Linked DNA regions of Homo sapiens: region 1 is linked to region 2. Evidence: read pairs that join two places in POLR2A ChIA-PET (ENCODE). Cell type or tissue: endothelial cell of umbilical vein. All regions are shown on one strand. Each heading gives the region's core, and the rest is flanking DNA. Links, peaks and the distances in the headings are about the cores only. Region 1 has its middle 44 kb from the start of LINC01429. Region 2 has its middle 92 kb from the start of LINC01429.

Region 1 (2,915 bases), core at 158-2,657, 48 kb after region 2:
TTTTTTTTTTTTTTTTTTTTTTTGAGATTGGGTCTCACTCTGTCACCCAAGCTGGAGTGCAGTAGCACAGTTGTAGCTCACTGCAGCCTCAAATTCCTGGGTTGAAGCCATCCTCCTACCACAACCTCTGGAGTATCAGGGACCACAGGCACACGCCACCACGCCTGGATAATTTTTCTATTTTTTTTGTAGAGACAGGGTCTCACTGTGTTGCCAGGGCTGGCCTCAAATTCCTGGGGTCAAGCAATCCTCCTGTCTTGGCCGCCCCCCACAAATTCTGGGATTACAAGCATGAGCCACCACACTCAGTCAAGGTAGGATTTTCAGACAAATAACTTTATTCCCATACCCCGATCAAAAATCTTGTCTACATGCATAAAACCTGTATAATTATTTACTTTATATTTTCCTTTAAAGCAACTCAAATTTCTACTTAGCCTAACCTTATATAATTGTCTTTTTGAAGTTATAGGCTTGATAAACTAGACATTCTTCTAATATGAATTAATGCAAATACATAACTACACAATTCAAATGTTCATCTACGTTTCGTCTTATATCATCTTGTGTACAACCAGCTCTGTGTGTACCACATTTTGGCAAACCAACTTTTTAATGTTTTTTTTTTTTTTTTTGGCTCTGTTGCCCAGGCTGGAGTACAGTGGCATGATCTCGGCTCACCACAACCTCCGCCTCCCAGGTTCAAGAGATTCTCCTGCCTCAGCCTCTCGAGTAGCTGGAACTACAGGCATGCGCCACCACACCTGGCTAATTTTTGTATTTTTAGTAGAGACAGGGTTTCACTATGTTGGCCAGGCTGGTCTTGAACTCCTGACCTCATGATCCACTCACCTCGGCCTCCCAAAGTGCCGGGATTATAGGCATGAGCCACTATGCCCAGCAGCAAACCAAGTTCTATAGCATCATATTTCATGGCTAAATAGATTTTAGATTTTTAAATTATTGACTTTATATATGTATGTACGTTCTATGAGTTTTAACATACTTTCAGAGTTGTGTAACCACCACTACAATAAGAATACAAAACAGTTCAAATGCCTCCTGCTGCCTCTTTGTAGACTTCTCTTATCTAGACAAACTGTGATTTCCCACAGTTGCTTCCTAGTTTTCTCTTTGATGATAAACTTGCTTCCTTTCAGTATTGTTGTGTTTGAAGCCATCTGGGATAGCTTGTAATCAATCTGGGATTTTTAAGCACTACTGTAAATCCTCACACAGACATAATTCTCTGTCTCCCTGAGATTTTATGCATTTATAAGGAAGTCATGATTCTTGTTACTGAGCACAACTGAAGACAGATGGTATAAACATTCCAAAGATGGAGTATCTCAGATCTAATATCCAATATATATTGGGCCAGGGGTGGTGGCTCACACCTGTAATCCCAGCACTTTGGGAGGCTGAGGTGGGCAGATCACCTGAGGTCAGGAGTTCAAGACCAGCCTGGCCAACATGGCGAAACCCCATCTCTACTAAAAATACAAAAATTAGTGGTGGCGGGTGCCTGTTAATCCCAGCTACTCGGGAGGCTGAGGCAGGAGAATCGCTTGAACCCAGGAGGCAGAGGTTGCAGTGAGCCGAGATTGCACCACTGCACTCCACCCTGGGCAACAAGAGCGAAACTCCATCTCAAAAAAAAAAAAATATGTATGGGTGTCTGATTTCGGCTTTCTCTCCCATTCCCCTAGGGCGTTCCCCGCCCTCTTGGTAGACAATCAGCCCCGACACTAACAACACTCTCCAGCACAGGCACCCCCTCCCATTGGCCTGTGTCCACAAGAGGCATCACTAATCAACCATTACACTCTTCAGCTGAGCCCTGATATGCATTAGAGTCCTTCACAATCCAGCCTGCCAGGCAGTTGGGTGGAGTGGGCACAATCAGATGAAATGTATTTGCTATCCTCATTGAGTTCTAGATTGAGGTTGGAAAAATGTCTCTATCTTGACCTGCTGGGTCTCTTGGCCCATAAGTCTTCAATCATCACACCTGAGTTCACTCATCCTGCCCTTGTAATCCCAGCACCAGATCTTCACTTAGGTGTAGAAGGATGGTGTGGTTATAAAAAGGGTGTCCCATGGCAGCTCTTCAGAGTGCCGGAACTGGTCTGCCTCCTGATAGTAACACAAATTGATAGATGAGTTAAAACACGTCAGCTCACGCCTGTAATCCCAGGCTCTGGGAGGCTGAGGTGGGCGGATCACTTGAGGCCAGGAGTTTGAGACCAGCTTGGCCAAAATGGTGAAACCCCGTCTCTACCAAAAAATACCAAAATTAGTTGGGCATGGTGGTGCATGCCTGTAATCCCAGCTACTTGGGAGGCTGAGGCAGGAGAATCACTTGAACCCAGGAGGCGGAGGTTGCAGTAAGCCGAGGTTACAATGAGCTGAGATCACACCATTGCACTCCAGCCTGGGTGGCAGAGTGAGACCCTGTCTCAGAAAAAACAAACAAATAAACAAAAACTGTACACCAAAAGGAAAACTCAATCCAAAAATAACATAAATGAGGGTGGGAGCCAGGCACTGTGGCTCACAACTGTAGTCCCATCTACTCAGGAGGCTGAGGCAGCAGAATCACTTGAGGCTAGGAATTCGAGACCAGCCTGGTCAACATAGCAAGACCTCATCTCTTTTTTTTTTTTTTTTTGAGTCAGAGTCTCACTCTGTCACCCAGGCTGGAATGCCGTGGTACGATCTCAGCTCACTGCAACCTCCGCCTCCCAGGTTCAAGCGATTCTCCTGCCTCAGCCTCCTGAGGAGCTGGGACTACAGGTGCCCACGACCATACCCTGCTAATTTTTGTATTTTTAGTAGAGATGGGGTTTCACCACGTTGGCCAGGCTGGTCTCGAACTCCTGACCTCAAGTGATCTGCCCGCCTCAGCCTCCCAA
Region 2 (2,915 bases), core at 89-2,588:
ACGAGGTCAGGAGTTCAAGACCAGCCTGGCCAATGTGGTGGAAAACCCGTTTATACTGAAAACACAAAAATTAGCCGGGCATGGTGCCGTGCGCCTGTAATCCCAGCTACTCGGGAGGCTGAGGCAGGAGAATTGCTTGAACCCAGGAGGTGGAGGTTGCAGTGAGCTGAGATCGCGCCACTACACTCCACCCTGGGTGACAGAGCAACAGTCCATCTCAAAAAAAAAAAAAAAGAGGCGTTAGGTATTTCAATATTTTCATACTAGTTAACTTATTTGTATGTGTGTGTGTTGGAAATATTTCAAATCTTTTCTTGTGGCTGTTTTGAAATACACAATACATTCTTGTTAACTACAGTCACCCTACTGTGCTATAGAACACTAGAACTTACTCCTTCTATCTGATTATGTGCTTGCATCCATTAACCATCCTCTCTTCATCCCCAACCCCCTAGTTAACTGATTTACAGTGGCATGTACATATTTTCCCATTAAAAAAATCATTATTGTCAGCTGTCTCAAAGATTGGAAAGATAGGCTTCTTATAAAAATTTAACCAGTTTATTTTTTAAAAGAATATTTATAAGGTAGTATACAATTATCTTACATCCTTATTATTTAACTTTTCATGGGTGTATATCCACATGGTTCAAAAGTCTAAAACTAGGCCTGGTGAGATGGCTCATGCCTGTAATCCCAGCACTTTGGGAGGCTGAGGCAGATGGATATCCTGAGGTCAGGAGTTCGAGACCAGCCTGGCCAACATAGTGAAACCCCGTCTCTACTAAAAATACAAAAAAATTAGCTGGGCATGGTGGCATGTGCCTGTAGTCTCAGCTACTAGGGAGGCTGAGGCAGGAGAATCACTTGAACCAGGGAGGTGGAGATTGCAGTGAGCCAAGATTGCGCCATTGCACTCTAGCCTGGGCAACAGAGCGAGACTCCGCCTAAAAACAAAAAAAAAACAAAAAAAAAAAACCATAGAGACATTAACAAGGAAAAAATATTCATGAAAGTCTCATGATGGTAGAAGTCTTGATCCACGATCTTAGGAAAAGCTGTTCACATCAAGGATGCCATCTTCTTCTGGGGAGACTTCCTTGGTTAGCTTTACCTTAAAGGTTCCAATGGGTGTACAGTTCCAAGAGTGTGGAGGGACCCTTTTCATTTGCGAGATTATGAACGCAAGGTTCAAGATCCTGAAGTTTTCTTGCAGTGTGGATGGCAAGGACAGTCTTTCTCTGATGTTCTCAGAAGATCCAATCTTCGGGTTCTACATTGTGAAGGGGTTGACTATTCTCAGTGAAACATGAAAAGCTTTCTTTACCTGATGAAAATGCAGGACAGTATAATAATCGACTGTTATAACATCAGCCCTCTTGCATGGGAGAGCTTTTATACAACCAGAAAATATGCACTAAAAGTGACAATTGAGAGCTGGGCACGGTAGCTCATGCCTGTAATCTCAGCACTTTGGGAGGCCAAGTTGGACGGATCACCTGAGGTCAGGAGTTCGAGACAAGCCTGACCAACATGGTGAAACCCCGTCTCTACTAAAAATGAAAAAATTAGCTGGGTGTGGTGGCACACACCTGTAGTCCCAGCTACTTGGGAGGCTGAGGCAGGAGAATCAATTGAACCCAAGAGGCAGAGGCTGCAGTGAGCTGAGATCGTGCCACTGCATTCCAGCCTGGGTGACAGAAACTCTGTCTCAACAAAAAAACGAAAATGACAATTAGGCCAGGCGCAGTGGCTCACGCCTGTAATCCCAGCATCTGGGAGGCCAAGATGGGTGGATCACCTGAGGTCAGGGGTTCGAGACCAGCTTGGCCAATATGACGAAACCCTGTCTCTACTAAAAATACAAAAATTAGCCAGCATGGTGGCACATGCCTGTAGTCTCAGCTACTAAGGAGGCTGAGGCAGGAGAATCACTTGAACCCAAGAGGTGGAGGTTGCACTGAGCCGAGATCGCATCACTGCGTTCCAGCCTGGCCAACAAGAGCGAAACTCCGCCTCAAAAAAAAAAAAAAAAAAAAAAAGAGAGAGAGACAAGGAGGCTTTTAAAAGCTGCAGGTGCTGCTAACAGACTTTAAATTCATAAGCAAACAATAAAGGAGACAGTGTTGGCCATTAATAAGTACACTGAAGAAACCATAATCGTGACTCAGGGGAAGGGAACCACTTTCACCTAGGAAGTTAGGGAAGGCTTCCTGGAGGAGGGAGTATTTGAACTGAGACTGAATGACAAAGAACCAGCCACGTGAACATCTTGAGAAGAGCATTTCCAACAGTGAGGCCAACCAGGACAGATGGCCTGAGAAGGAAACAAGGCAGGGTTGGAGCTCCATAAAATAGACCAAGGTGGTCAGAGTCAGACAGCAGAAAGTCTTCTTTGTACAAAGAGAGAGGGAGGGAAGTCATCAGAGGGTTGTTCTTGTTTCGATTTGTGGTTGAGGATTTGCATTTTTAAATAAAACAAAAGTATATGAGGCAGATATTAAGTTACTTTTACAATTTTCTAGCCAGGCACTTTGGCTCATGCCTGTAATCCCAGCACTTTGGGGGGCTGAGGCAGACAGAACACTTGAGCCCAGGGTTCGAGACCAGCCTGGCCAACATGGTGAAACCCCATCTCTACTAAAAATACAAAAATTAGCCAGGCATGAGGGCACACACCTGTAGTCACAGCTACTCGGGAGGCTGAGGCACGAGAATCACTTGAACCCAGAAGGTGGAGGCTACAGTGAGCCGAGATTGTGCCACTGCACTCCAGGCTGGGCAACAGAGTGAGACTCTGTCTCAGAAAAAAATTTTTAAAGAAAAGAAGGAAGGCCAGGTTATGGCGGATCACGCCTGTAATTCCAGCACTTTGGGAGGCCAAGGTGGGCGGATCACGAGATCAAGAGATTGAG

The links. Peaks named below come from ENCODE experiments on the same cell type or tissue, not always from the same donor. Only the 100,000 strongest peaks of a DNase experiment are listed, where the experiment ranks them.
Region 1: POLR2A ChIA-PET joins it to region 2 with 11 read pairs; 4 of 35 experiments call an interaction of 5 or more read pairs at or near these places.

Annotation. Positions count from the first base shown.
Region 1 is chr20:51,905,101-51,908,015 of GRCh38, reverse strand. No RefSeq gene overlaps it. Among named protein-coding and RNA genes, the nearest start is that of LINC01429, 44 kb to the right of the region's middle. RefSeq lists a silencer at 548-724. In endothelial cell of umbilical vein, for the core only: no CTCF peak of the experiment used is centred there; a DNase peak (open chromatin) is centred at 1,155.
Region 2 is chr20:51,953,377-51,956,291 of GRCh38, reverse strand. No RefSeq gene overlaps it. Among named protein-coding and RNA genes, the nearest start is that of LINC01429, 92 kb to the right of the region's middle. In endothelial cell of umbilical vein, for the core only: no CTCF peak of the experiment used is centred there; no DNase peak of the experiment used is centred there.